2 separate regions of the Mus musculus genome follow, and region 2 is linked to region 1. A link is a loop called in an ENCODE intact Hi-C map of the cell type or tissue named here. Cell type or tissue: left cerebral cortex. All regions are shown on one strand. Each heading gives the region's core, and the rest is flanking DNA. Links, peaks and the distances in the headings are about the cores only. Region 1 holds the start of Ahnak (AHNAK nucleoprotein (desmoyokin)). Region 2 overlaps Asrgl1 (asparaginase like 1).

Region 1 (15,683 bases), core at 4,387-9,386:
CCCTGTTCTGTAGCTCCAAAAGCCAGCCATGTCCTCCTGCCTTCTTCCCTGTTGACCAAGAGGGTGGCCAGAACAAACACTGGGGCAGATACAATTGGCTCAGAGCCCAGGAAGCTGTCCCTCTTGGAGATGCAGAGTGCGGCAAAGTTGAGGTGCCTGGTGCCCGCATCTCTTCATTTCCTTCTTACTCTCCTGTGCCAGCCTCCTTCCTCTAACACTCCTGCCTGGAATGCACCTTGCAGATACCCTGTGTCTTTGGGCTTGCATCACATCATAGTCACCTTCCTGAAAGCCTAGGAATAAATCAATTTCCACTTGAACATGCATCAGGAAACTTGTTCTTTCAAAAAATAAAATGAAGACCCCATCCCCCACCCCATGCACAAAGTTCCCACACCCCACACACAAAGTTTCTCTGTGTTAGCATCAGCTGTCCCGGACTCACTCTGTAGACCAGGCTGTCCTCAAACTTAGAGAGCCTCTTGCCTCTGCCACCTACTCTGTTGGTAATTGATTAACTGGTGACTTTTGGGGGGAGAGTGGGTAGAGAAAAAGGGAGAAATTTACATTTTTTTGAGACAAGGCATTATGTAGTCCAGGCTTACTTTAAACTCTTATGTAGCCAAGGTCACAGATGACCCTGACTCCTAGGTGTCTCGGTCAGACAGCCTCAGAGTGATAACCACACTAGGCAGAAGTTTGCTTTTTATGGTTCTGCCTCTCTATAGTGCTTAAATTTCAAGGACCGGGATGAAGCTCAATTGTACAGTGTTCATTTTTCACATAAGAGAAATTCCTATTACTCATACAAAACACCTACCAAATGCCCTGACCCATTACGGAGGCATTGATTTAATGTCAACAGGGATTACCTAGCTAGTAGGATTGCAGAGTACTTCATTTTATTCTTGGTCTATATTTAAGAGGTGAAATAAACGCTATTTATGTGTAGACAGGGTCTTACTATGTAGCCCAGGCTGGCCTCAAATTCAAAGTTTGCCAATCATTGCCTCTTGAGTGCTGAGATTAAAGGTATGTATCACCATTTCTGGCTCAATAAGTGTATGAGTACCCATCTAAAATGAATAAAATAAAATGTCCTCTTTTTTTTTTTTTTTTTTTCGAGATGGTTTCTCTGTATAGTCCTGGCTGTCCTGGAACTCACTCTGTAGACCAGGCTGGCCTTGAACTCAGAAATCTGCCTGCCTCTGCCTCCCCAGTTCTGAGATTAAAGGCGTGCGCCACCATGCCCCGTGAAATAAAATGTCTTGATATGGTGAAGACTTGTAATCTCAGCATTTGAGAGGCTAAGGCAGAATTGTTGTCATTTGAGGACAACCAAACCTATATCGTGAATTCCAGAACAGCCTGGGTTACACTGTAAGACCCTGGTTCAGTAAATCAGGACTGTGGGCTAGGGGATGACTTGTTCAGGTAGTTGCCACCAAACCTCATGACCTCTTTGATCCCAGTGGAAAGAGAGAAGAGACCCTCACAAGTCCCATGGCCTCCACATGATCATGCACACTAAGTAAAAGGAAAAAAAAAACATGACTGGCTCTTGAGTTTTATTTTTTGAAATGTGTTTTGGCCTGATCCTCACTTGGTATCTCTGGGTGGCCTGGAACTTACTGAGTTCACCGTAGGGAGTGTGCTGGGAAGGGAGTAGATTTGGAGGGGGGGGGCTGTTAAGCCAATTGACAGTGTGTTTGTGATGTCTAGTGGGTTTGAGGAGGGGCAGAGAAAGAGAGAGAGAGAGAGAGAGAGAGAGAGAGAGGAATGTTAGTAGCCAAGTCTCTGCTTTGCCTGTCTTTACATGTCCATGCCTGTCTGAATTTCTACCTACATTTCTCTCCACCCTGGTGTGTCCATTACATCTGTGTCTGTTCTCTGTCACTCCCTTCTGTTGTCTCCCTCCCCCCATCGCCTGTACCCTGTGTGGTAACTGGACCTGGACACAGCCCCCAGGGCTGGCAGCAGACTTGGCTGATATTTTTAGCCTGCAAACATGTTTGCCATTTCAGAGGACAGGGCAGGGCTGGTCTCAGCCCCAGCCCACTCATGATCTTGGAGCGAAGGTGCTCCTGCCTCAGGCCAAGGTCTCAGTTCTCCAGCTTGAGGCCTCTTGGGGCATTTGGGAAGGAAGGGAAACTGGAGTGGGCAGCTGGGTAGCCACCTGCCAGAGAGGGTAGAACTCAATAGGGAAGGAGAAAAAGGGAGGTGCGGAGGGGGGATGCAGCCAGAACATCTCTGCAACCCCATCATTAAGCATTTAATAAAATCCACATAGAGTTAGAAGTGGCTGTGGGAAATGGCTGTAAATTGGGGAGCGGAGCAACTTGCAAATGGAAATATGGGGGAGGAGCTGTGAGAGGCGCAGAAGGCCTGGGAATGCAAAGAAAGTGCTGGATCTTGGGTTCCTCAAGCTTACTGGGGCATAGTGGTTCATGCCTTTAGTCCCAGGGTGGCAGAGGCAGGGGAATCTGTAAGGCTGTCAGTTCTAGCCAGTTCTGTGATGGCCGGGCTACACAGTCTGTGCTCCCTCCCCCAAATAAAATACCCAAAAGGCATGGGGGACAGAGTTTACAGGAGAGAGTGAGTTGTTCCATGGTGCGTCCAACAGCTGCAGGCCTGACTGGTGTCGCTGCAATGAAGAACAGCACCGTGGTGTGGTGCATAGGTGACTCCATTCCTAGGGGTCGGATCTAAGTCTTAGAGTCAGTGTGTTTTGTAGAAGAGGAGAGAGCCTGAAGGCGAGGAACGGGGCGAGGCTGCAAGAAGCCTGGGAACTGGGAGAGGAGGCTGGGGCCTGGGATTAATGTATCTGAGCTTGAGAGAAAGCTCAAAGGTCTGTGTGGAGGCTGGAGGTCGAGGTTGAATCATCTGAGCTTCTTGGCTCTTCTGCAGACTAGGTTGACTCTGGATTCCGACTGTGAATCTGTGCCCCTGCGTGCTTCCAGGAATTTCTTGCCGGTGAACACACACACACTGTTTAAAATGGGGTGGGAAGATCCAGAGCCGGGACAGGAGCAATAGATGGGATAGGGGAGGGGAAAAGGCGACGCCTCCTCGTCCCTGAGCCCCCTCAACCTTCTCCCTTCACCGGCCCATTCCAGGGTGGCTTCAGTGTTAGTCGTGCTCTCGGGTCCTTGCCCTATTCGGGCCCCGCCCGGCCCCGCCCTCTCCCCACAGCTCCGGGCAGACCCGCCCGAGTTACAAGAGCCGCCTCCGCGCACGGGGGCCCGGCCACTTGGAGCAGCTCTGCCGCGGGGACTGCACTGTCCGCCCTGCCAGACCCGCCCCGACTGGGGCTCGCCGTCGCCAGCAGTCAGCACTGCGACCTCGGGCCCTTCGCCGGCTATGGCTGCGTCCTGGGGCTGAGCCCGCAGGTAGGGAAGCGGAGCGCTGGGCGGTAAGGTGTGGGGCCAGGGTTCGGGCGACCAGGGGAGAGAGGGACTCGGACAAGGTGCATTTGCGGTAGTGTCACTACGAGGGTTCCGACTGTTGGGAGCAAACCTGGCCGCTTGCGGCCGCCGGGGCAGGCGACGCGTCACGCTTCGGGAGTAAAGCTCTTTCTCCGGAGTTGGGGCCAAGTTTAACTAAGTTAGAAAATCGCTTCGAAGTGTGCTTTGCTGCGCTTTTAGTTTTTTCCCGCGGATGTATTGTCGTTCCAACTGCAGTGCAGGGCGTTCCTGATCTGGTGGTCCCTGACCGATTCCATCTCTTTGGGGCGGCGGCTCAGAGCGCTACTTGGTTCCTATACCATGTTTACTGGAGAAGTTTCCAAGAGCCCCATCGCCCCTCCCGCGCCCCTGCACCGCGTGCCCCCTCTGCTGTCTTTCGCGGCTCCCCACACCTCCATCTCGAACTTCGCGTCCGGATTCCCCTCGGCCCCACCCTGCTCTGTACCACCAGCCTCTCCCTTTCTGGCTCCTAGCGGCGACTTTAACAGCTCCCCTTCAACTGCCCCGCCCTAGTCTTGCCCCTCTGTGTTTCCAGATCCAGAAAACTCCCTTCTTTCTCCAGGGCGTCGGAGCCTGGAAGTTTGCAGCGTGCCTCCCTGTGGGATGGGTGGGAGTGGGAGGGGGGGTGGGGGACATAATTAGGGAGATTCCTGCGCTGGGTGGGCGGGGAGGGGGCTGTGCAATCGACACAGTCCCCAGAACCTCCCTTGCTCCTTCTAGGGGCGGTGCTTTCTCCCCACCCCACCCCACTCCCAAACTCGTCCGGGCGGGATGGCCCCCGCCCCAGCGCCTGGCTGGATTCCAGCAGCCTGAGGAATGTAGTGGTTGGAGCCGGTGACTAATTCAAACCAGAATTCGGGGGTGGGGGTGGGGGTGAGGGGCAAAGCGGAGGGGGAAAGAGGCCGTGTGTAGGCGGTGGGGGCCGGAGCGCAGGGCGTAGGTGAAGGACTTCCCTGCTCTCCTTTGGAACCCTTCACTTTTGCAGTGCGCGCCAGCGGAGAGGGCGGGGGGCAAGATCCTACTGTGGGGTTGGAAAGGCAACATGCTTAGGGTGTGTGCAGAGAGCTGTGTTATGTAAGGCTTTCCCATGCAGGGAGGGGATGTGCAGTGTGCGGGAGCCTGGGCCTCCTCTGGCTGGAGCCCCTTTCAGTGCCGAGGCAGATTTGGGGGACGCAGAACCTTGGTGGCGTTGGGTTGACATCAGGGCTAGCTGTACATGGCGATGAGCACTGAAGACTCTTGGGGTGACCCGGGGATATCCTACAAGTCAAATGGAGTGGAGCCTTGACAACGTAGTGTCCCTGGTATGTGTGTGTGTGTGTGTGTGTGTGTGTGTGTGTGTGTGTGTGTGCTTGCCTGCTCACTCTATTGTCACTTCTGCACAATGTGACCACAGAAGATTGTGCGCATGATGTCTGGGTTGGCACCCTGGTTTGGCAGGGTGTGGCCCTAGGCTGTCTCTGAGGACACACGTGTCCAGGGGTACTTGTCTCAATGTCCCTGTTCTGTGGAGGGGATTTGCAGAAAAGCTTCTGGAGGTAGTTGGGGGGATGGGGGTGGGGGATCCTTGGAAAGTGACCTGGAATTCCCAGGAGAAAAAGGACTCCCAACAAATGGTTTTGAAACAGTTTGCCCTTAAACTTTAGCAATGGCAGGAACCATCTTACTGTACCTAACGTATACTAGATGGGATGAATTCACAAGATCCAATGATTCATGTCCTCATATCAATGATACTGTCCTCATAGGTGACTGGGAGAGGGGAGGGCACACAGGAAGATGCTATGGGCAATGTGGGCAATGTTTAGGGCCTCTCCCCACACTGAGAATGGCTTAGGTGAGTAGAACTGTTTTGGTCCTGCCCTATTAGGGAAGTCTCTGGGGGTAGGGTGGGTCTCTTTTCCTTTTCCCAAGCTGAATGAACTAGTAGCTTCCTTTTCTTGAAAAACTATGGGGGTGTGGGGGAGGGCAGGCCTGTATCTGGTCTGTAGAGTGTGCAGATTGTGCAGTAGAAGGGAACCCCTCATTTAAGGGCCACTTCCTCGGCCTGAGCTGAGTTATGGGGCAAGGGGAGTGTGGGAAAGGAACTGGGAACAAGGGAGCTGATCTAGTAAAGGACTGGAGGGGGGCGTAGGGATGACATCTGGAAGATGTCTGAACTCCTTTCTAAAGCTCTTGTCCCTAAGAGATTATGCAAAGGGACATTGTGAAGAGAACCAGGACATTCAGAGAGACAGGCACGTGAGTCATCCAAGACTTAGTGCTAATGGTTTGGAAGTCAGCAGTGATACCCTGAGGGTCTTGGCCTAGCACTCCACAGCTCCAAGTCCAGAAAAGGACAAGAGAGAGAAAGAGTAGACCGGGGAGCTCACTTCAGGCCTAGAGAGGCTCTGCTTAGAGGTTCAGAGCCCTACAGGCCTTACGCTCCACTTGGAACTGTCTGTCGGGTTCTGGCAGAGCACACCACTCTGAGCCTGAGGAGCTGGTTTGAGGGGTTGGGGTAAAGCTGTGGGAGTGGAGGATGTGTTGGGCACTGGGGTGTGGTCACTACCTTTTTCAGAACTTGGGAACTGCCTGGAGACAGACAAGAGAAGCAAACTGGGAGAGCTAGTCCGACTTCTGAAGGGATCTTTGCCTGGACACCCCCAAGTTTCTCTCCTTGGGGCTGGGCTGACCACGTGCTTATATTCACTTGGGTTAGAGGAAGGGAGGTGGCTGCCAATTTAGAATGTGCAATACACCTGGGCCCCTTCAGGCTTCAGCCAGGGCTCCCAGGAACTTGCAATTCCTTGAGTTGACCATTGGATCATCTGGCCGGCTTCCAAAGCCTTCTTGATCATAGTATCGTCCATGTCTGAGTGTGTCCAAAAAGTGTCCGAACGGGGGTTGTTGTGGCAATGTTTCTGCGGAAATGTCTGTGTACTTTGACGAAGCTCCCCCTTTCTCTTTCCTAGCCCCAGTTTCCGTTGGTGCTAAAGCTCAAATAATTGGTCTTGGGCCCGTCACTGTTTGCATTACAGGAGTCATTGTTCACTTTCAGTGAAGTTGGTGTTATTGCCTGTGAGAGGATGTCCTGTTCATGGGGTCCTCACACTGTGGTAAACCTGGATATGTCACCTCTGTTATCCTCCCGGGACTTGGAGGGCAGAGGCAGTGACTGATTGACTACTCTGGGGTACAAGTTCCATGTCAGTGTATGGAGACTGCACTTATGGACTCAAGTGAGCTCCTTTGTCCTGCACAGGTCCAGGCCATGACCTAGAGGCCCTCAAGGAGGATAGGGCAGTCTTGGGAGTATAGTCCCCACACATGGAGGTTGAGCTGGGCAAAGCATTGCATACGGCCTGTCAGGGAGCGGCATCCTGCCTGGTCCCTGGGGCCTGGAGCGGAGGTTCTGGGGGAAGGGGAAGTGCCTGGAGCTGATCCTGGCTACGTGTCCTGGCTAGGCTGGGAGTGGGAGGGAGCATTGCAGCCATCATTTGAAGACCTGGCTCTGAGTCTTTTTGCTACATGGCTTGACCACTGGGGGGCGAACATGCAGCACTTACTAGGGAGCTGGGTGGGGCACAGGGTATAGTCTAAACTGTAATCTACCCCACAAGGCAACAACAAACTTCTCCCTCAGGTTCCCCAACCATAGGACACTGCCCTTAGAGTTGGTGTTTTAATCTCAGAAGTTCTGTCTAAGGCCAATTTTTCCTTGGTGTTGTGCCCTGATGGGGAAGTTTCCACTGGGTAATACAATGCTGTCTTCAGTCTCTGTCACTAGGAGAGGTGGAGGGCCCCTTAGCTAGGGGAGGGAGAGGGACTCTCCCTTCCTGCTGGAAGTGAGAATTTAGAGCTTTAGGGCTTGCCACTTGTTCTAAAGAGTTGTGGGGAAACGTGTGTGGCCCGAGTCGAGAGAAGGAGTTGGAAACCAAGAAGCAGTTATGGTCCTGATTATGGCTGTCCTAGAAGTCAATGAGCAAAACCCAGCATGCTGGGGAGGGGGATGCTAAAGGAGGCTGGTGAAACGTCCTTCTGGTAGTTGTGGTGGCATGGCTGACGCTCGAAGGACAGACACAGTGGAAGGTGCACACCCTGGGATCTGAGTACCAGGTGGACAGGTGGCAGATACCCGCTGTGAGCCATAAAGCTTACCAAGAGGACTGCCTACGCTGGGAAAGGTGGGAGATGGAATTGACAAGGGTCTCTGTGAGCTTCTGCACGTGTGTAGTGTGTGTGTGTGTGTGTGTGTGTTTCCCCCTTATGTCTTTCTCTGAATATCCCTCCAATATCCAGGTCATCTGGGTCTTGTTGGTTTAATTAATTCTCTTTGATCTTTCCCTCCCATAAGTGGAAAGTTCCCTGTCCCATCCTCTACTTAAGTAGCCTCATTTGCCTAAAAGTTTAGATATTCTTGTCTTAGCCTCCTGAGGATTCTAGGTGACATGAGACATGAGGTTTACTCCTATAACGTTTTTTTGATTGTTTCTGACAGGATCTCATGTAGTCAAGGCTATCCTTGAACTCACTATATAGCCTAGGAGGGCCTGGAACTTGCAGTGATCCTCCTGGCTCAGCCTCTTAAGTACTAGGATTTTAAGTGTGCACCATTATGTCTGTCTCTGCTAAATGTTTGTTGTTTTTCTTGTTTTGTTATAAATGCTTTGTGTGTGTGTCTGTGTGTGTGTGCATGTGTGTACGCATGTGTGTGCATCCTCATGCTTTGGCACATGTATAAATGTTTTTAGGACAACTTGCAGGCATCAGTTCTCTTCTACCATGTGGGTTCTGTTGATCCCACTCAGGTTGAGTGCTAGAGAGAAAAGCATCTCTTGTCTTCCACGTTGGCCCAAGAGAGATCCAGAGTTAGGCTCTGGAGAGTTCAAGCGTTTGAAAATCTTAGGATTCCTGCCTCTTGGAGACACAGTCTCAAAGAGACCCAGAATAAAGGTTCCTTAAATGCTGGGCCCGGGGTACCTACAACTCTGCCTAGGTAGGGTCGTCATGAGGCTGGTGGAATGCAGGAGCAAGGCTTCTTGCCCTCTTCTGGTGGGTGCTTCCCTCTGGCTCATTCTCTCCTGCTCCAGCACAGGACTTGCTTCTGGGTGTTTGTTTGCCTTATGGGTGTTTCTCTGTGGTTTCCCATGTGTCTCATCCTATATGTATATTTGCGTCTTGATCTCTTTGCTTGGATGAAGACTGTTAGATTGGGGCTAGTCTCCATAGTCCTAAAATAATGATGTTAATTCACCCCTGTGGGAGTGCTTGTACACGAGATGAGACCCTAAGAAAGGGATAACAGTGGCACAGTCCTGGCAGGCACGGTTCTGCAGAATTCCTTCTCTCTCTCTTCTTTTTTTCTTGGTGAGAATTTTTTTTAATTATCTTTAATCTTTTTTTACAATCCAGTTGTTATCCTCCTCCAGGCCCGTCCTCGTCCTCTAACAGTTCCTCATCCCATTCCTCCTCTCCAGTCTTCAAGAGGATGTCCTCCACCCTTCCCCACTCCCCACCCTGTCAGGCCTCCCCACTCCCTGGGGCCTTAAGTCTCTTGAGGGTTAAGTGCATCTTCTCTCACTGAGGCCAGACCAGGCAGTCCTCTGCTGTATATGTGTCAGGGACCTGGTACTGGCTAGTGAACGCTGCTTGATTGTTGGCTCAGTGTCTGAGAGATCTTAGAACTCCTTCGCTTAACTACTGATGGCAGGTCAGTGTTCAGCTCTCTCTTTCCCTTTGGGGAGTGTTTATGACAGCATATCTATCGTCCTTCCGGGTGTGTCTCTCTGACTATCCAACCCCTCACCTGGTTAGGAGTGTCAGAGCTTTCCCTCTGGTGGAGATCTCTAATCCTAGCTATGAGTCATTATGTTCTTGGGATGGAAACTCCGTGTCCCTGGCCTCGTGTGTATGGCAGGTTAGTTAGAGCATGTGGGTGCAGGAGGATGGAAGGTTCAGTTACTAAGGCCCTCCCTGACGTAGGCGGAGGACTTTTTTCTTCCCTGAGTATTATGCAGATCCACTCCTTGTGTCCTTCTGGTACAGGCCTATTCAGCCATTGAGGTTCTAGGGCTTGGCTTAGCAGACAGAGAAGAGAGAGAGAGATAGAGAGAGAGAGAGGAGAGAATGAGAGATCCTGTCATCTTGACACATACAGTGGTTGTCTGTCGCTGCAGCAGCAATTGCCCTGAGCTCTCACCTGTGGGGAAGAGAGAACGGCCCAGTTCTCGGAGGACAGAGGGGAGAGAATGGTCTTCTGGAGGCCCCTGTTGCCGGGACTGTCTGTTGCCAGGACTGTCTGTTGCCAGGACTGTCGTCTGCTTTTGGAAGTCCTCTGGATCCGCTCACTACAGCCCCTGTTGTAGCAGGCACATATGTTTTTGCTGCATATATATATATATATATATTTTGTGATTTTGAATTACAGAAGGGGCATTCTGTTATGACATTTGGGCAGAATCATGCTCTATCTCTGAGTCCTTTCTGGTTTTTTACTTAGAGCATTCTCACTACCTCAGTCCTGTGTTCCCCAAGCAACCCTCTGCCTTAGGGGTTCTCCACGGCAATCCTGCCTCTTCTCATCACAAAGGATAACATGTTCATCTCTATTGGGTCATAGGACTGGAGCTAGCAGACCTGAATTCTCTAGGTCTAACCCTTCCTATTCTAGCCTCTGTGTATCTTCCTTTCCCTGTATGTGAGCAGCGGCCATGCTGTCCTCTAGGATGCTACTGGAGGGGAGATTTTGCATACCCTTGCTGTCTAAATATGGCAGTGACTGTTAGGCACCTGTAATGTGACTGTAATGGTATTACATTTTTAACTTTGAGCCAGGCATAGCAGAATACCTTTGTAACCTCAGAACTGGGAAGGTTGGAGGCATGAGGATCAAGAAGTTCTCAGCTACAAAGCTGAGGTCAGCTTGGACAATATGAGTCCCTGTCTCAAAAAGCTAAAGACCAAAACAAAAGACCCCACAGGGCTAGAGAGATGGCTTGGTGGTTAAGAGTGAGTACTATTCTTTTAGAGGACCCAAGTTTGGGACCCATGTTGAGCCTCTAACAACCACCTCTAATTCCAGCGCCAAGGGAACTCAACATTCCTGGCCTCAGGGGAACTTGCAGTCACGTACACATATGCACATATATACAAACACACACAGTTAAAATGAGTTTACATGGTAATTTATGTATATACGTGTAAGCCTGTGAGTGTGCGCCACATATGTAGAGGGATACATGGAAGCTAGAGGGCGTGGGATTCCCTGGAGCTGGAGTTGTAGGTGGTTGTGAGTCAACTGACTTGGCTGCTGGGCGCTGAACTCAGGTTCTGGGGAAGAGCAGCAAGCATTCTTTACCACTGAGTTATTTCTCATCTTCTTTTCCCCATGTAGTGTGTGTGTGTAACCATGGTAATTTAATTACTTGCCTAAAATGATTTTAGTTTTGGCTTTTGGAGACAGGCGCTCATGTAGCCCAGGCTGGCACTGAACTTGTGCTGTAGTTCAGGCCACCCTTAAACTCTTGATCTCCTGGCTTTCCCTCTTGAGTGATGAGATTATAGGTGTGTACTACCATGCTAGGCTAATCCATTTAAATTTAAACAGCTACATGTGGCTACCATGGTAGCAGCTCACATTTGACTCTTTTCAAGCCCCAAAGGCTTGTGATGAGTGACTGAATTGTGAAGAATTCTCCCAACCTTCAAAGATCTTTTTGATTTACCTGGAGGCCCGACTTAACCTTTATGGGAGGAGAGGGAGGAACATCTGGGCTGGCTACAGGCTCCATTAGTGGAGGACAGACCAAGAGCTGCTGCCCAGATGCAGAAAACAAAGTTTGTTGCCACCATGGCCTCCCATCTCTCGTATGCGTCACCATGGCTTTCAGGACCATGCATGTTGAGAAGGGAGTCCTTCTTGGCCAGTGGCACAGTAGACAGGTGCTTGGCAGACCCACTTGGGTAGGGCCAACCTGTGGCATGAGTCCGGTGGTTCCTTTTTGCTGTGGTTGAGAGCTTTTCAACCTCTTTCAACTTCGCTCATTAACCTACTGAGTGACACATACAGCAAGTCCAGGTTGGTCCTCAGTGCTTTCGGCATCTAAGGACCCTTGTTCCAGGGCTCAATCGGGAGAAGGAAAACTGTGGGAAGTGTACTTGGGTGCCTGGCCTAGGAGGTATTGCATTGACTAGGCTCTAGGCGTGACCCTATGCATGTCTGGAGCTGTTGCTGCAGACTGCAGTGACTCACTGTGGAAGGAGGCAGGGTGGGGCCACCATGTGGGTGAGAGTGAGCTGGCTCTCTTTCTCCTCTGCTGGCTCAGCACCAGGATGTTTGGCAGAGCAAGGGGCCCTGCACAAGGAGGAAGGCGGGGACTAGGAAACTTGAAGGGTGGGTGGCTTCAGTTCTTAGGTGTTTGAGCTTGAGACTTTTACTTTCCTGTTTCTGCTGGGATTCTGACTTCTAGTCTGGCTTCTCAGTGTTGGTCCAGGGTAGGGCAGACAAGCCAGTGCCAGTTTCAAGTTGCAAAGAGTCAGTGTGGCTTTACTCTTAAAGTAGCCTCTTTTGCCTGCTGGGAAGGGAGGGGGTGTTTCCCTAGCTCAAACCTGCACCAGCAGGCTTCTCTCTTGTTTTCTCTTACTCTCTAGCCAGCACCTGTGTTGTTAAGTAGGCCCATGATAAACACTGTGTTTATGAGTTTGTCAAGTTTGAGAACAGGTGTGGTGATCTAGGTTGTTGGATGTTTGTTTGTTTGTTTGTTTTGGTTTTGGTTTGTGTGTGTTTATCTTTTGTTGGTTTCTGCCTGAGACTGGACCTGCTGAGTGCCATGGGTTTCTAAAGGCTACTGTTCCATCCTGGAGGTTCGCTCCAGCACCTTGGAAGCCTCATTTATATTTCATTCCCCGAGATGCCTCTTAAGACTTCTGGAACATTGTGGAGCCCAGTTAGCCACACCCAGAGTCCCTTGTTTATCATTTGTATGGAGATGGGACTCAAGTGTTTTAAATTTCCATATCTGGCATAGGGAGTGCGTTTAATAAAGGTCTAGAGGATGCATGAGTGTTGGGAGGTAACGACCTCATGCAGTGTACAATTAAGTGCTGGGCTGGGCTGATTTCCTTTGCAGCATCTAGTATAGACTCGGACATGCAGGAGGTGATCGGGATACATGTATTTATGATTGGTTGACTAATTTCTGGATGTAAACAGTTTCAGGGTGGGGCTTTGGGCGAGGCTCACCACAATTTATAGAGTCCTTCACACAATTTCACAGGTATGCTTTTAGACGACTGCCAGTGGTATTTTGTGTGGGTGGCTGTAGCTCATTGCCATATTCACCATTCTGCTGGGTGCTTTCCCAGGGCACCTCTGCAGCCGATAGCTCATCCTATGGCAAGGAGGAACACCTTCACCTATAGTGTCTATCTTAGGGTCCACTGTGGGCATCCATATTGCCTTGACTAACTAGGGGCCCAAGCAAGGCTTTTGGCTTTGGGAACCTAGTGGGGATGGGATTGTCTTTGTCTAGGCCACTACCAGGAGCATGGCTATGGAACTTCCAGCGGGTAAGGGGTCCTTTTGGTCCTGGGGGCCTGGCTACAGATAGTAAGCTGAGTCACTGTCACTGGGGTGGATGCCACCATCCATGCTTAGAGAACAGTCTCACATGAGTGAAGAGGTATAGACTGAAGTTGGCATAGCGGAAAGACCCGTAGAAATATATGTGTCATCACCCTCTTTATGTGCACTCCAGGCAAATGGGCTTTTCAGAGTCTCAGCCTCTGCTTGTGACTGTAGGACCAGTTATTCTAGAGACTGATGAACATGAGCGTTTTGTGGAGCCTTCGTGGAGCTGCTGCTGTCTTATATTTCATCAGTCTGCATGGAACTCTTACTATTTCCATGTTCACAGACAAAGAAACATAGGTTCAGAGAGGTTAAGTGTCCTTGGCAGGAGTCCGATAGCTGGGAGGACGCAGATGTTAGAAACCTATTCCACTTTCCTTTAACCTCATTTTCTGTAGCAATGGGCTTCAGAGTCATGTAGTTACTAAGTGTAGTGGGGACCAGAGTTTTGGCCTGCCCTGGGGTTCAGTATTCATCTGTCATTTGGGTGGTAGCTCACTGAGTTTTGAGAGGATGGGGGTGAATATCATGGTGAAATTTTTCCTAGGTTGTGTGACCAAGATTCGCAAAGAAAGAGAGAGAGAGACCGATACAGAAAGAGAAGAAGGAGGGGCGGGCTCCTGGCAAGGCGTTTGCTCCTGAGCAGAGTCCTGCAAAGGTTAGTAAGTGGAATGGTGCAGAGGAATGGAGGATAGGATCGGGCATGCTGGACACTTGGTGTACCATTTGGACCTGTGCCATGGGTGGATCGAAGGGCAGGTTTCCCCCTTTCTGTCTTTATTGTGTATTGTGAGAGCTTCCACAGTGGAAAGACATGGAAGAGACCACCCTCCCCCAAGGAATCCCCAGGTGAGCCAGGGCTGAGGGAGCAGCTTGGGCTCTATTCCCTGGATGTGCACAGCACCAAAGATATCTGGTTCTCTCATATACCATACTACTCTCCATGTCCCCATGACTAGAGCTCTGTTCTTTCATCTCATCCCAGATGGAGAAGGAGGAAGAGACAACCCGGGAGCTGCTGCTGCCCAACTGGCAGGGCAGTGGTTCCCACGGGCTGACCATTGCCCAGAGGGATGATGGAGTCTTTGTTCAGGAGGTGATGCAGAACTCCCCTGCGGCCCGCACTGGGGTGGTCAAGGAGGGTGAGTCTCCTCAGGATAATGACTGGGCCCTGCGGGGGGGGGGGGCAGGAGGCAGGGGGACAGGCAGAAATGACCAAATGACTGTGGAAGGCCTGGGTCTAACAACATAAGGAAGGTCAGTACCCAAGCCCTGTCCCTTGCTACTCTGTGTCTTGCTTGTGAATCTCAGGGGAGGTAGTCCTGTGGAGTCTTGGATACCGACTGTATCTTCAGATCTGATTCTGCGCTTCTCACCAATTCTGCAGCTATGTGTAAAATAGTTGGCCTTTCCAGCTAGTTTCCTCCTCTGTGCTTGAATGGGCAATACTATGTCTGTGTGGTGTTCGTGAAGCTAAAGGAAAGTCAGTTTTAGTGGCTGTTATGTGGTGCTTTCTTGAGACCTGTGGGTCTTTACCTGATTGTTGTACTCCCTTACTTAGGGGACCAGATTGTGGGTGCCACCATCTACTTTGACAACCTGCAGTCTGGTGAGGTGACCCAGTTGCTGAATACCATGGGGCATCACACTGTTGGCTTGAAGTTGCACCGTAAAGGGGACCGTTCCCCTGAGCCTGGACAGACCTGGACCCATGAAGTCTTCAGTTCCCGTAGCTCTGAAGTGGTTCTGGTGAGTACCTGGTGACCCACCTTTGTTCAGAACTCCCCCACGATCCTGATGGCTTCTTGGCCTACTTCCTGAGCCTTCCTTCTTATCTCTTCTTCTGCATTCTCTTGTGACTTCTCTCTGCTGGTTTCTTTCTGTTTATATGTGGCATGTGGCTGGTTCCATTCCTACAAGTATAGTGTTCCTTCAGTCTCTTAAGACTATGCCATGGTGAGGGAAACAACTCAAGCAGTGGGGGCTTAGGTGCCAAGAGGAAGGTTGGCTGCTTTACTCTGAAATGACCTCACTGGTGTTCAACCTGCCTCCCTACATTCCATGAGTGAGAAGATGAACAGCACAATGCTTGTGGGAAGCGCTTCTTTACTCCTAATGGCTTGCTTACTGAATAAAGCATGTGCCCTCAAAGTGAAAGTATTACCCAATCACAGTCAAGCCATCAGCTGTCACAAATGCTTTCCAGTGTGCAAAGGCTCCTGGGTGACACCTTAAACAATCAAGCTAGTGAGCTGAGAATTGAAAGATGAAGGGCCTGATTGGGATGGGTCTCTGGAACAGGTTTCTTTGAACTATCACTGGGTGGTAGAGCCTCTTCCTGGGCAGCCAAGATTTTTGCTTACAAGAATTTTCTTCCAAATAGTTTCTATTTTCCTCTTATGATTTGACTGTCAACCCCTTTCTTCAGTGCCCTGTGTTCTGCCCCAGGAGGCTCTCTAGACCTCTGTTATGGTCTGAGCACCTTTGGGAACCAGGCAACCCTGTTGTTGGCTGGACTGCAGCCGGGCATTTGCTGATTCAGGCAGGCTTTGCTGCAACCTCTGCCGGGCATGTCTTTCTGCAGAGCGGGGATGATGAGGACTACCAGC
Region 2 (15,683 bases), core at 7,133-12,132, 120 kb after region 1:
CTCTGTGCACACCCATTTTCCATCTGTCACCACCTGCTGGAATCCTTTCTATCTTCAAGACTCAGCCAAAGGCAACTTCTACAGGGTTCCCTCCCTTTCTCTTAGGGTGTCATTAGTCACCATATCAATAGCAATAACTAACACCTACCTTCTGCCAGGCATTGAGCTAAATGGGCTAAATCCTAGTTAATCCTTACAACAGTGCTGTAAGAATTATTGAGGTCGTGTCTCAAAGATGAGAGATCAGCACACAGAAAGCCGCTCAAAGCCTTATACTCACCAAGTAGGGCAACTGGGATTTCAGTGCAGGAGGCTGGCCCCCAACCCATAGTCTGTGCCTCATTGTTGATTCTAGCTACTGGCAGTCTTGCTTCCTCCCCTTGCAGCACCAGGTCCCTGTTGTCTGCCTGGCCTGGGGTGAGTAGAGGTCCTGCCTGTCAATTGTCCTCATCCTGAGGCTTCCAGAGCTCCCCACAGTAGGTGCTCAGTAGCTGTTGCTGACTGGAATTGAGTTGAATGCTGGCCCTGTCCCTATCCCAAGTAATTGCCTTTGTGGTCCTCTTTCTGGATGTGGTAATGGAAGGAGCCAAACTCCTTCCATACAAACAAACATGTTTTGTTTTATGTTTTATTTAATTAATAAATTTGTTTTAAAATGGCACTTAAGTGCTGTGTGTGTGTGTTTGTGCATATCTGTGTGCCAGGGCACACAATGGAAATCAGAAGATAACTTGTGGGATTCTGTTTTCTCCCTCCATCAAATAGGTCCTGGAAGTAGAACTCAGATTGTTTGGCTTGATGGCAGGCGCCCTCAGACACTGAGCTACCGTCTTAATTCAGGTTACTATTGCTGTAATGAAACATCATGACCAAAGCAACTTGGGAGGAAAGGGTTTATTTGGCTCGTGCTTCCATATCACTGTTCATCACTGAAAGAAGTCAGGACAGGAACTCAAACAGGGCAGGAACCTGGAGGCAGGAGCTGACGCAGAGGCCATGAAGTAGTGCTACTTATTGGCTTGCTCCCCATGGCTTGCTCAGCCTGCTTTCTTATAGAACCCAGGACCATCAGCCCAGGGATGGCACCATCCACAATGGCTGGGCCCTCCCACATCAATCACTAATTAAGAAAATGCCCTACAGGCTTGTTTGTAGTCTGGTCTCATGGAGGCATTTTCTTAAACTGAGGACCCTTCCTCTCTGATGAAGCTAGCTTGTCTCAAGTTGACATAAAACCAGCCAGCATAGCCATCTCTGTTGTCCTCCCGTCTTTGAGGCAGTGTCTCACTCTATAGCTCAGGCTGGCTGGAATTCACTATGTAGCCCATGCTAGCCTTAAGGTGGAACTCGTCCTGCCCCAATACTCTGATCTTTAGATTACAGGTGCAAGCCACCACATGCAGCTGAGAAGTCATACTTTATTTCTTTGTCTTTCTTTGCCAGCAGAGCTTGGTTTCACAGAATTTTGAAGGAGAAGAATTTGTTCTGGAAGGGAGTGCTAGAACTTTGGGAAACAGAAAGCAGTTACTGCAAAATGTCACCTTAACCTCTTGTGTGATCACCTCTTCTATAGTCCAAGCTGCTGAAGAAGGCCTTTTACAGTTCACTCCTGGCAGAGGTAATTAAACCCTCTTTTTCTTCTTTTCCTTCAAAGGTCTGGCTTTGTGTGAAAAGTTCTGTAGTCTTGAGTAGGGTAACTCTGAGGCTCTTCCCCTCACTGTCTGCCCAGTGCCAGTTCGATTCTCCTCCAGTTCTCAGAGGAGAAAGCCGTTCAAAAGGAGAATCTGTGTCTGTACTGAACAGGTAGACATCTTAAAATTAAATTAGTATTATTATTTACTCTGGATGTGCCATGATGTGGAGTTCAGAGGACAACTGAGTCAGTTTTCTCCTTCTACTATGGATTCTCAGTGTCAGGGTCCTTATTTTAGAGGACTGTCAGACTCCATTAAGGAACAGGGAGTCCAAAGCTTTCTGTGATGGGGACTGTTGGGCCCAGCAGCGTGGTGCTACCTCAAGGATCTCATGGTAGTGTGGGAGATAGATGGATCATGAGTACTTTCTTTAAAATTGCTCAGCGTGTGCTGGGCCGGATGGCACAAGCTTTTAATCCAAGTACTCTGAAGGCAGAGGTAGGACGACCTCTGTGAGTTCAAGGCGAGCTGGTCTGTGTAGTGAATTCCAGGACAACCAGGGCTGTGTAGAGAGACCCTGTCTCAAAATAAATAGGTAAGTAAATAAATAGAATAAAAAAAAAGAAAGAAAAGAATTTCTCAGAGGATGAAATTGTGACTTCCGAGTTGATGTGAAAGTCTTCGCGTGCCTTTGAGCTGGGTCTCGTGGGGCTAGGACAGACTTTGCCAAGAAGGAAGAAATGGCTGAGCTGGAAGAGGTCTCTGCTGCTCTTCCTTCCTTCTTTCCTCCCTCCCTGCCTGCCTCCCTCTCTTCTCTTCCCCCACCCCCTGCATGTGAAAGTTGGAGGACAATTTTGTGGAGTCTATTCTCTCCTTCCACATTATTTAGGGGTTCCAGAGATCTATCCCAGCTTACCATGCTGGCACAGAAAGCACCATCCTTGTCTTCAGCCATCTTGCAGGGCATACCCTTCCCACCTCCACATAGCCTCAGGTATCCCAAGCCTTGAACTTGAGGATGACGTTGAATGCTGACTTTTCTGTCCCCACCTCTCAAATTGCTGGTATTATAGATGTGCATTACTAGCTCTGGGTTATTTGGTGATAGAGATTGTACCCAGGGCCTCATCCACCCACGCTAAGCCAGCACTCTACTAACAGAGCTGCATCTCCATCTCTCTACTGTTCCTTTATTCACTGTATGATTGTTAAGATGGAGACAAGTATCAAGTTTGGTATTGCTGCTGGGGTCAGATGCTAATGATAATGGAGTGATTTCCAGGAAGGAGACTCAAGTTGTTAGACAAAGTCTGTTGGGTCAACGTGTACTGTTGGGTAGAGAGCAGCATCATGGGTAAAAGGATGAGGGTTTACAGTTCGGTGGGCAGGACACACAAGAGAAACCACAGTGGCTCCTGGGGACATTAGGGTGGTTCTGGGTGTGAAGGCAAAGCCAGGCACTTGTGCTGCTCAGCTCCCCGAGTCTTTTAGAAACTTGTGCTGTGCTCTGGGCACCAGATGGAGGGAGGGTTGGCTTGGGTGGAGTTCGATTGCACTGTTCCTGCTTGGTGGCTGTGGCTGTGGTTTGTTAAATGAGAGCAGTGCCTCTCCTGGAGTTTAGGAACTTAGATCCTACACACCACCAGGAGACATAGGCTTGGGTTCAGCCTCTGCCTCCCTTGCTTGGGTTGCTCTGAACTAAAAACCCCAGGCCTTCCCTGTCATGGAGGTGGTCATGTCAGTTACAGAAACAGCCCTCCAGAGGGGTCTTGCTTACCTGGGGCCCTGAAACAGGGCCCTCAGTCATGTCTTGTGCCTGCTCCCTATTTTGCCTTTACCTTCTTGCTACCCAACTACCATCCTAATGAGCCTTGCTTGCTCTGTCTTCCTCCCCAAGGCCCTGGCCTTTCTGGTAATTCTATCTTAGAGCCTTTATAGTGGTTGGGTCCCTAAAGACCCGGATGAGTAAGGGAATCCTGCCCCTGTGAGTTGGACACTCAGCTACAGCAAGGAATGTGTAGCTTCTGCTCTGAAAACAGCTTCATTCTGGTTTGACCAGAGTACCAGAGGTAAAAGTCACAAAGTGGAGATCACATTTGTAGGTTGGCCCGACTGTGGAGTCCGACAGGCCATGTTCATATTCTTGTATTCCTGATTGTTAGTTTGGAAAGCCACATAGCTGGGTGTGGTGGTGTGTACCTGTAATCCTAGCCCTTGGGAGGTAGCAGCCGAGGCAGGGGCAGGGACGGGGCAGAGAGACCATTGTGAATTGGAGGCCACCCTGGTCTACATAATAGTGAGTTCCATGTAAGCCAGGGCTACCCAGTGAGGCCCTACCTCAGAAAAGAACCAAAGAAAGACTTCTCATGTGAAAAACAGGCATAGCATCTGCCTTCCAGGGTAGTTAAGGATAGAGTTAGTGAAAATATGGCTGGCCGGCCTTGGACACTCCTTATTCTGACCCCCAGAGTGAGCAGCCTTGTGGTCTGGCCCCAGCTCTTCGTGTGTCTGTCTCTTCTGGGCCCAGGAGGCCCACTTCTTCATGAAGAAGAACTACGTGCCAGGAGCTGAGCTCATGGGTGGGGTGGCTGCAGGGGCCACCCATCAGCCAGTTTTCCTCCCTTTCCTGGGAGCTGCTCCAGGGACAAGGGGCAGGACATCTGCTTTTCATTGTGTGACTGTCTCTAATTCTTCTGACATCTGAACTTCTTTTTTGAAGGAGGATACACTTAAGTGATTGTGACCAAGCTTGTTGCTGAGGGGAAAAAATTTAAACAAATGGGGATTAGAATCAGGCAGAGCTGGGGTGCAAGTCTCCACTGTGCAGTTATCCTGTGTGTTAGATGCTAGGTCTCTATCCCTGACTTCAACTGTGCTCTGCCTGGTAGGGCTCATTTAGAACTAAAGAGTGATGGTTAATGCCCTGTCTACTCCATATTGTAGAACCAGAAGTGAAAATGTTCCCTAAACCATAGAATATGAATCCGATATTCTCCTTTGTGTGGACACCCATGCAGGGAACAGCAGAGTCCCTGCCAGCTTAAGGGAAGGGTCAAAATAGTCCATGTTAACTTCTGAGGCCACAGAGCAGTGGCTTATTTAGTTATTTGTTTGTCTATATAGACGCGATTCTTACTCTGTACTTGAGGATGGCCTGAGCCTCCCTGCCTCAGCCTTCTGAGTTCTGGACCACACTACACAGCCAGCGGCCCATGGTAAAGATGCAGGCTGATAACCTTGAAGCATGGAAGGGGATTGGAAAACAAAGGGTGGTCTGGTTGGTGTGGTTTGGGATGATAATATATAATAATGACTAACACATGCTGCGTGGTATCTAGGGATTTCCCATGCAGTAAGTAATTGGCCATTACAGCACTGGAGAGGGTACTACCAGTCTTCGGTCTTTCAGAGTGAGGATCCTGGGAGGTCTAGTGACAGACCGGCTGAGAAGCACAGATTCCAAGAAAGAAGGTGGGGTTTCCTCATTCCTCAGGCTGCTTCTCTGAGGCTTGGACACAGCTGCCTCCCATGTGACTCCCAGGAAGCCTTGAAACAGAGGTGGACTCAGAAGCTGGCTTGTGTGTGGTGCAGCCTCAGAGCCCTAACAGCACTAAAGGGTCTGAAGGTCTGGTCCCGTGTGTGCCAGGCCTCTGAGCTAGGCAGCTCTCCTGAGGCTGACTGCACAGTGTTCTGAGAATTGCCCTGGTGAGGCGCAGGATGTCTGCTGAGTGTTAGAGCGGCTGGGTTGTTTTGCACTGGCCCCTTCCCTGGCATGGACGTCCCTGTGGAGGCTGGGGCTGGGGCTGGGGCTGGCCATGTGGGGAGGTGGTAGAGCAATAGCCATGGTGGTTATAGATAGGAACCAGGGCTGACATCACTTTTGTCAAACACAGTGAAGCCCTTGCCAGGGGTCCACTGAAAAGTTGGTCAGGACATGGGTCTATTCCTCTGCAAGTTTGAAAGCAGAGGAACTGCCCCCACAGGCCAAGCAGCCAGTTTCTGCAGCACATTTTCAAGTTCCAACTCTGTTGGGAACCTGGAGGCAGAGATGGGGGCAGGAAGAGGTGGCTTTACCCAAGTGACAGTGCCCCACCCAAGGTCCCGACCCTTTCTGGGTAGAACAACAAATATGTTGAGAGCAGACAGCAAATATGTTGGAATTTGTACTACCACAGGGACAGGGTGGGAAAGGGCTTGGGAAAGTAGCACACGTTTTAGTCATGAGGCATCTGTGGTGTGATATCTGCATGATCTATGTTAGAGATAAAGATGAAATGGCCAGGACTGGGGAGGCTCAGGACAGACAGGCTGGATCAGGATGAAGTCAGCCCAAAGGTATGTGGGGCCCACACCTCACTCAGTGGGTGCAGAGGAGGGGCCTGGACAAGCCCGGAGGAAGGAAAACTTGGCCCTCTTCTTTCTTGCTTTTAAGATTAAATACTTGGTTTCTGACTGGAAGGCCGGGGGTTCAGAAGTTCCAGTCCCTGGGGATCTGCATGGGGCAGGGAGTGCTAGGCTGTACTGGAAGGTCAGCAGAACCACAGATCCTTAGCCCAAGGTAAATACTCTTGGGTTTGCAGTGAGAGGTGTACAGCTGCACTGGTTTGTAAACACTTCTGAAAATGCCCTTTGACTTTGATACACTGGGGTGGCCTGGCTATTGTGTTGGGAAGAGGGGGGCCCTGGGAAAGGTTGGAGGTAAGAGGAGTTAGGAAGAACAACAAACAGACCCTTTGTAGGAGGGGAAGTGACCTGGGCAGGAAGGGGGTGGGCAAGCCCTTTCCTGTGAGCAGCACAGGGTGAACCTAGTCTCACCTGCTCTTCTCACCCTAGCCAAACTCTGGGTGGGGCCTGTGCTTTGGCACAGCCCATAGTTCCCTGTCCAGTCTTCTGCCTAGGGCCCATGTCATGGCCCAGTGTTGCTCAGGTTTAGGTCACGGTCCAGAAATGCTCAGGAGCTGGCATGTCTATTGGCAATAGTCTACTTGGCACACAGCCAGCAAGTATCCCTGGGCTGTGGTCTTCAGTCACGAATCTCTCCCAACCATCTGAGGAACCTGACCAGTGGAGAAAGTATCACACCACGGGCACAGGATTCTATACACGTCTGTCACCCTAGAAAAGAAAGGTGGTGAAAATAGATAGCCCCATTGTAAGGAAAGATGGGCATAGTTGAATGAGGACAGAATATTATATGACAGTTTACTGACATGGAAAGGTAGAGAATATTGACTAAGAGAGTTTCATGGGGCTGGAAAGATGGCTCAGTGGTTAAGAGCACAGGCTTCTCTTGCAGAAAATCTGGGTTCAGTTTCCAGGGCCCCTCCAAAATGGTGTAACTAAAATTCTTTTCTGACTCATGTGGGCAGCAGGCACATGTGATGTGAATACATACACACTTGCAAACCATTCAAACACATACAAGTTTTAAAAAGTTACACACACACACACACACACACACACACACACTTTAGCATGTCTGGTCTCATTTTGGGAGAACTGTAGGATAAGTGTGTAGGTCGATGCTGAGGACCCTTCCCTATTACTTTCCATCTTGATTTTTGAGGCAGGGTCTCTCATTGAACACAGAGATTGACATTTTGGCTAGACTGGTTGCCAGAGGCCCTTGGGACCTTTTTTGTTTCTGCTTCCCAGGTTTGGCATTACATGTCTGTAACACAACCCATGGATTTTTTTTACACAGGTGCCGGAGAGATAAGAACTCAGGACTTCTTGCTTGAACATCAAGCTTTTCCCCTCTGAGCCATTTTTCAAGCAGCTACTTTGTTGCAGGTCATTTTTCTCTTAAAAATACTTAATGAAAGACTGCTGACCTTTGAGAATCCAGGACCTGTCCCCTTCTGGCATGTAGGTATACATGCAGACAGAGCACTCCTTATATTAAAAGAAAAATAATTAAAAATCCTTCCAGAGGTCCTGAGTTCAATTCTCAGCAACCAGATAGTGGTGGCCTATGACCATCTATAAAGGGAGCCGATGCCCTCTTCTGGCATGTAGATATGCAGGCAGACAGATCACCCTGCATAAAAAAAAAGCATTGGGGACCTGCCCTAGGTACTAAGTGGTGACTATTGAGCCTTCTAGGATGAGAAGACTCAAACTATTGTTTTTATTTGACAGGGTCTCATATAGCCCAGGCTGGCCTCAAACTCCTTATATGGCTGAGGTCACCCCTGAAACTCCAGAGCCTCCTGCTTTACCAAGTGCTGGGAATATAGCTGTGTGTCATTGTACCTGCCTCCAACCTCTTTTCTTCTTGGCACCAAATTATAACCTCAGAACCCAAGTTCCTGAGTTCTGTATAGAATCTACAAAGTGCCGGTAAGAGCATAGTAGATGTTAAATCTGAGATGATGTTAAGTTCTCATCCACACTTGTTTTATTTATCAATCTAATCATGTTACTTTCTAGACTCTGTACAGAAGTCAGGAGCTTTGGTTCTGAAAACCCAATTTCATTTTAATATTGGGTTGATGAAAAGCAGAATTTGAAGGATAAAGTTATTAGGATATGTTGGTTTTCCCAACCTCTGACCCAGAATGCTTTTGGGCTGCCCCTAGATCTGGATGACATCTGGCTGGGGGCCACAGGACTTGTGAATGGGGAAGTTGACATAAACACATTTAACATGCCCCGAGGGACTCTCTTTAGCTCCACACTCCCACCCCTGCCAAAGGTCTGGATGCCTGAGTTTTCTTTTCACATTTCTGACTCCTTGGGACACAGAACTCACTATGGCTCAACTCTCCCTGGATGTCTGAATGTGGCATTTAAGCTGTGGAAGGAGTCACACAAATGACACCCATAAACCACACCCACCTGTCCCAGTCCTGTTGATGGCCCAAACATCCTCCCTGCTCCATTCCTGACCTGGGTTGCCTCTGATTTCTGCTGGCCCTCACTCCTCTCAGGGAGCAGGACACCTGTGGTTTGTGGGGGTAGCTCCCTGTTGCCCCAGAATAGCTACAGAATCTAAACACTGTGAGGATTTTGTGCAATGTTGACAGACGGGAGGTCTGGGAGGGGTAACCCCATCCAGCCTCCCTCACCCTCCATCTCTGATGACAGGGATGCATACCCCACTTTCCCCGCTGTGACAAGGAGCAAGTCAGAGAGTTTATTTATTTATTTATTTATTTATTTTTTGTTTTGTTTTGTTTTGTTTTTTGTTTTCCCGAGACAGGGTTTCTCTGTGCAGTCCTGGCTGTCCTGGAACTCACTCTGTAGACCAGGCTGGCCTTGAACCCAGAAATTCACCTGCCTCTGCCTCCCAAGTGCAGAGAGCTTATTTGAAAACACAAATTAAACCATTTTCTGAGCAGCAGCTACAAGGTAGAGGCCCTCTCTTACCTGGGAGAGGGCTGGCTTCCATGTCTCTTGTTGTACAGTTGCCTAGGTTCTCGTCTTTTGGTTCTAATTATCCTACCATTTTGGCTTGTAGTGACCAAATGGCAATTTACCTGTCTTTGTAGCTGAAAGATATGACTAAAGGCAGGGGCCAGGACAGTTTGACCCTTGAACCCTGATGACCAGTAGCAGGCCTGGGTATTGTACAGCTCTGCTTTAAAATAAATTGTAGTGTTGGGTGGAAAGGAGGGTTGTGATGAGGAACCCTGTCAGTTTCAGATGCTGTATAGGCCAGACTCCTCTTGGGTGCCTATAAGCTGCCTATATATTGTAGTTTGCTGCCCTCTTGTGGTGTAGAGGTGCTCATACAACTGGTGGTCATTTTTTCTTGGACAGTTATTTGCTAGTTAGTAACACATGAGATAATAACGAGAACTATTTGTGGTCTCAATGGTGGTCTTCCATTTCTAGTGAAATACTTATGGATTTCACTAGAAAACACACACTGGGATTTTACAAAGGGGTGGACCATCAGGTACCCCAGGACCACGCTGCTCAGTCCAAGAAGTCAGAGCAGAGTACCTACAGGTCTGCTAACCAGGGCTACCTCTCTTGTGCATGGTAAAATGGACAACTTCAAGATAAGACCTTCCACTTGCTTCTCTGCTCCCATCCCCTTTCCCTCCGAATATCTAGGGACTGTTATTTTCTCCAAAGGGTCTCTTCTCTCTTCAGCCCTACCATGGCTGCTGCTTCGTCTACTCTTACCTTCTCTGGTTCACAGGGCAGATCTCAAGCCTCTTCCTCAGTAACTCAGAATATGACTACATTTGGGGACAGGATCACCAAAGGAGGAATGAACTTAAAATAAGGATGCCGTGGGGCTGGGGAAATCCAAATTCATGTGAGTACAAGAGGAGGGCTCTTTGTGTTCTAAAAACCTCTCACCAGGCAGGATGGTGCATGTCTATAGGCCTACAATCTCAGCACTTAGGAGGCTGAGGCTGAAGGATTGAGAAGTTAAAGGTCAGATTGTGCTATACAGAAAGATTCCATTACAAACAAAACAAAACAAAAAACAAAAACCCTAACAAAGCAACAATATTCTCCAAAGCCCCCACCAACCAACCAACCAACCAACCAACCAACCAACCAACCAACCAACAAACCAGTCAAAGAACCAGAAACAAGCAAAACCCCCATTTGTTGATGTTGGATTTCCAGTGTCTAGAACTGAGAGAACATATTTCTGAAAATTAAGTCACCCAGCCTGAAGCATCTTACTGGGGCAGCGCTAGCAAGCAAGCAAGCAAGCAAGCAAGCAAGCAAGCAAGCAAACAAACAAACAAACACACCTCTTAACAATATGCTTTCCGAGAATCAGCAGCTGCGGCATACGAGGCTTTCAAGTTTCTAAATGCATAATTGTTCTCACACTGGGGACTGGTTATCATTTTTGAATTTGTCCAGAGGATCCTTATGATACCCTAAGTTTTTCTTCACTTTCATTTAATCTTCAGAGTTCTAGAGGGTTTTCATAGATGAGAAATTCTCCAAAGCTAATGTTCCCAGGATCCTCTGGGAAGTGAGGAGAGGCAGCTTCAAGCTCAGTTCTCAGACTCCTCAGCACTCTCTTTAATGCAGGGCAGATACAGGCTCACAAGAGGGTCTGGGGTCAGGACACACTATGAACTTGAGCAACGTGTTGGGAGACAGCCATGAGTCTGGCTGAGACTTGGAAATGCCTTAACACACTCAGAGAAAGTTCAATGCTCTAAAACACTCCCTACTAAACTCCACGAGGCAGGATATACTGCCACACTTACATTTCTGCAAAAGGTCCTCTCAACTATTATATCTGCCTGCGCTAAAGGACCAAGAAGGGAGCTTGTATCTGTTCTGGTCTTGGTCAAAGTGACACCTAACCACACTCTTTTCTTTCAAAAAATAAATTTTATTAGTGGCACGTTAAAGGTAATCAGTTTCTTCCCAGAGAGAAGGGGATCCCTGCTAGACTAAGAAGCTGAGCAGACACATCACGGCAGACATGCCATTTCCTGAGTGCTGACAGGTGCACAGAGTGCTCTCCACCGAGGAGACTGCTTTCTGCGTCATGCTCACCACCCTGAACATTTGATTCACTGCGCTTGGGACTGTCCTAAAGCGCTGGCAGCTACTCCTTAGTGACTCACGGTGTCATCTCTCCAGCCATCTGCCACCCCCGCTGTTGGAGAGGCTGGAAATGTCATGTGCCCTATCAAGCCCCAATGAGGACAACTGGGGCTGGTTCAGGTGGGGCTGGCTTTTGGGAGCCAAGAAAAATCCCAGACATTAAGAAACTCCAATAGTCTACAGCTCGGGCAGCAAGGGAGACTCTTCAAGTGCCCAGATATGTGTTGGAGAAGTTTGAGCTTTTTGGATAAAGATCCACTCCCCCCTCACAGACAAAGAGAACCTTCTTGAACATCTTGTCCAGTGTTCCTGTGACTAAGAATGAACTCTGTAACATTTTGAGCTTCACCTGGACCTGGGTCTTTCTTACACTTTTTTTTTTCAGTCCTTCTTCCCACACTCCCCTAGCCTAGCCTCTGCAAAGTGCCATTCTCCCAATCCAAATGGCACTTCTATAGCTCAGAGGCAGTTCCGTGGGTCAAAATCTAACACCTCCTTTCTAGCCTTACATGATGGAGATGTAGGCTCCTCAAGGCTTCCATTTTCCCTGGTCTTAATACAGGCAGGCATCTCTCATCGCTTCAGAACCCGACCCTCAACCAAGCATTCATTGATTTACTGATCAAGGCAACAAAAGGAGGGACAGACTGCGTAAGTTTTCCATGTCTACATCTAATTGATTAAGTTAGGTCTTCACACCAGGTAGCTCAGCTTCACGTCCAGGCTAGCAAGGTAGGTCCCTTGTCCTGGTCTCACAGAGGTCAATGCCGGCCTGCAGCTTGCCATTCTTCACCGCTGCCCAGGGCATGGAGGCAGAGGTCCACTTTGCCACCCAGTCTCCTGTTTTGTTGACCAAGATGAGGCCACCTAGACCTTTGAGTTTTGACTTCATGTAATCCAATGCCAACTGAGCAGCCTCCTCTACGGTCTTTCCTGAGAAGAAAAGGAGAGATTGAAAAACAGCCCTGATAATTTTCAGAGGCTCCCATGTTTGGATACCTGGACCCAGCTATGCCACTGCTTTGGGACACTGTGAGATATGAATGGGCTTCACTGGAGAAACAGGGCTTCTGGGGAAGTGGGTAGGGACCAGCCCTGCCCCCTGTACTGTCTGTTTCCTGGTCCACTGAGATATGAGCAAGTAACTCCTGTGCATTCCCCTGCCATGAAGCTGCCCGCCACTGTGCCTTCTCCATCATGAAGGACCATACTCCCTCACACTGTGGACCAAACTAACCTCCTTAAGGGGCTTCTTGACAGGTATCTGTTCACACTGACCAGCAAAGCAATACAATTTGCATGCTTCAGCTCCTTACTGGGACAGAGGCATCTTCCCTCTTACATCCATGGTCAAGGATTGACCATGGTCTCTATGGCTTTGTCTTCTATGATGTGAAAGAGAACAGCAGACAGGAATTGGGTATGTGCTCATGTGTATGCTCACACACATGCATAAAGCCAGGACACCACATGCCCCACCCCATCCTGTTCTGCTTTCAGCCCTCGAGACAGGGTTTCTCACTGAACCTGGAACTTGCTGCTCCTCCCACCCCTTCCCCACATACTGTCACCCAGCAAATCCAGGTGATCCTCCTGTCTCTACCTCCACAGTGCTGAGGTAGCTATAGGCACCCGCACAGCTATACTTTTTAATATGTCCTTGGGGTTTGAACTCATGATTGTTCAGCAAGTACTCTTACATACAGAGACATTTCCTGAGCTCAGAGAACAGTATTCCAGAACAGCATTTTAAAGGTTGAGTCCAGAACCTACCAGGTGTTAGGAATGTGAACAACCTTGGGGCAGTGTCTGTGACAAGTGCGTTTCCATACCCTACCCTGGCAGCGGTCAAATACCATCTATCTACTTGTCTTCACTAGCTATGCACTTGTTTCATAGCCTACATACCTTGCTCTACATGGAAGAGGGCAAGTCTGGCCAGATTCACCTTCAGGATACTTTCCCCATGTCCTGTGGTTGAAACGGCTCCAAGGTTATTATCTGCGTAACCTCCAGCTCCTGCTCAAAAAAGGTGATTGGTTATAACTGAGCAACAACAGTCAAAAAGTGAAACACAAGGCTTATGTTTCACAATATTATATCTTAGAGGTCTGGACAGATCAGAGCCATATTCATGATCTGGTGATGCACAAGTGTACAAAAGCATACCTGTAAACAAACCTCTATGAACACCATGGTGACTTAAAAGCAATTCTATCTGTTGAAGTTCTGGTCTATCCATATAACATATATATCCATATAACAGGATCTGGTGCCAAAGTGACTTTGATATTTCTCCTGTAGTCTTAGACTAAGCAATCCTACAGTCATCTCTCCATCATTCCTGATCTGTTCACACAGAGCCACCAGTCTGAGTCCCACAGCCTGGCAGGCTTCACCTTTACCCTGTTCTAATTGGTGTAGAAGCATCATATTGACATTTGCCTTATTTAACAATGCTGGGTATTGGGGGAAGGTCTTAGAAGGGCAGCTCTCAGCTGAGTGTTATTGTTTCGCAGGCTGTTTGAAAGCAGGTAACTCCATTGTTCTGATTTTGGGAGAATTGAGGCTAGGTAAGGATTACAAAGTCTTAAATAGAAGGTGGCTTTACCCTTCAAGCTGTTGCTCTGTGGTGAACTAGCATCAATAAGGCCCTACTATTTGGAAGCAGCCAGGACTTCATTTTCTTTGCAGTTCCGTTAGAGTAATGAAAGGCCTGGGTGACCCATGCTTCCTGGGGTGGGCACCCCCATTTTTCAGGGTGGTAACTGCACTGCAGAGGAGATGTTACTGTGTACCTAGTGTCACCTATGGAACGCACTAGGACAGGTGACCTTTCCTGGGGAATGCTTATCAGAAAGGTCAAGATAAGCACATTTGGTACCCACAATCAATGTAGGGGCTTCTGGGAATTCAGGCCATAGATTTTTTTTCTCTTCTCAATACTGTACCATGAGAACTCACAAAGCCTGAACCTAATTCCTAGGCTCTGACCCCACCTGGCTCTGGGGCCTGGTCAGATCCCAGCTGGGTGTAGGCTGTACTACTGAGCAGCCATATTTTGGCAGGGATTTTGCTAAGGAGAAAAAAGGTGAGTGTTTCATAAGAGTCAGACCTCTGCCTCCGAGTGCCACACCACCTCAACAGGCAGGTCTCTGATTTTTAAAGAGGCTCCAAGAATTTTCTTCAAGACCATTACTGTACAGGGTACAAAGAGTTGCCAAGAGTGTAAATTATCACTAAGAGTAGCACAACATATATAAAAAGTCAAGTTTTCTGCTAAAAGTATAAGCTTTTCCTTTGGGCAGATGGACAAGTTAGCTTTTCTTGAAATGTCATTCAGCTGAAGGGGTCTGTGGGAAGTCCTACAAGAAAGTGCAAATCTACAGAGCAAAAGATGCACTCCTACTGCATGCTGCTTCTTGCTTTGTGCTTGATGTTGATATGAGGGCCATATCAGTCTGTAGGAGTGTGTTACTCATATGTAGTACCTGTAAATATTCTCAGCTCCACCTCCCTCTGTGTGTCTCTCTGTGTGTGTGTGTGTGTGTGTGTGTGTGTGTGTGTGTGTGTGTGCAGGGTGCATGTGGAGAGGAAAGATATATTTCCAGCATCTTTAGTTTTTGGAGAGATGGTCTTTCACTGAGCCTGGAGTTGGCTTGTTTAGCTACACTAGCTGGCTAGCAAGCTATGATGGTCCACTCATTTCTGCCTCTCCCAGGGTTGGGTTACAGATGCCCAGTGCTGCACGAGGCGTTTACATGGGTGCTGGGGATCCGAACTCAGGGCCATATATGTGCACAGCAAATATTTCCCCCAAGTCATCACTCTAGCCCAAGTTTTCAGTTGTTTGTTTTTACATTGTTAATGTGAGCCATGTCTGGGGAGAGGCACTATGTATTTATATTTAGGCTCTGCAAGTGAGTCTGAGGACCCTGAAGCTGAGGCTACAGAGAAGACAGGTATGGCTGCAGCAGCCTGGGACAACTTTAGCATCCTCTCTTTCACTTCCTCTCCCAAGATGTCCCCAAAATGTAATCCATGGGAAACTGATGTGCCTATTAGAAGTCAATACCTCAGAGCAGTGGTCCCCAACAACCCTCTTCCAACCCAAATGCCACTCCTAGAAGCTGTCACCACGAGGGCAGAGGAAGTGACACAGGAAAGGGTGTGAATCTGATGACATGAAGGGCAAGGGAGGAGCATGATCTACCTCTTAGTCCTACCTATGCAAGGCGAGTCTCCAACTCGGCCAACCATTTTATTGACAATCCCCCCAGTAGAGGTTGCGTAAGCCAAGTTTCCTCTGCAGTCCAAGGCAACAGCACCCACAGTTCCTGAGTTTCTGTCAAAAATAAGCAGAAAAGGGAAGGTAATGAAGATGAGAAACAGCCCCTAAGCAACACTGTCCCTTATGTACCATATTATATGTTAAGATTCTGGACTCAAGAAAACAATGTTTCTTACTTTACATGTCACTAGCAGGCAGATTTCTACATGGCTCTTTAC

What was found. Peaks named below come from ENCODE experiments on the same cell type or tissue, not always from the same donor. Only the 100,000 strongest peaks of a DNase experiment are listed, where the experiment ranks them.
Region 2: a loop joins it to region 1, with 4 times the contacts of the local background. A loop is called at or near these places in 4 of 42 quality-filtered maps.

What each region holds. Positions count from the first base shown.
Region 1 is chr19:8,986,041-9,001,723 of GRCm38, forward strand. Ahnak (AHNAK nucleoprotein (desmoyokin)) reads left to right here and starts at 3,244. Exons shown (of 5, transcript NM_009643.2): 1 at 3,244-3,389; 2 at 13,622-13,732; 3 at 14,060-14,216; 4 at 14,636-14,823; 5 at 15,659-15,683. The coding sequence starts at 14,060. In left cerebral cortex, for the core only: a CTCF peak has its summit at 6,979 (motif pointing right); DNase peaks (open chromatin) are centred at 4,570 and 6,985; H3K4me3 peaks cover 325 bases; H3K27ac peaks cover 1,413 bases.
Region 2 is chr19:9,101,102-9,116,784 of GRCm38, forward strand. It overlaps Asrgl1 (asparaginase like 1), which reads right to left. Exons shown (of 7, transcript NM_025610.3): 5 at 15,401-15,519; 6 at 13,083-13,193; 7 at 10,618-12,107. The coding sequence ends at 11,899. It overlaps Gm41805 (a long non-coding RNA gene), which reads left to right. Exons shown (of 3, transcript XR_877715.2): 2 at 766-840; 3 at 1,447-1,610. Among named protein-coding and RNA genes, the nearest start is that of Gm41805, 9.2 kb to the left of the region's middle. In left cerebral cortex, for the core only: a CTCF peak has its summit at 9,354 (motif pointing left); DNase peaks (open chromatin) are centred at 9,344 and 11,169.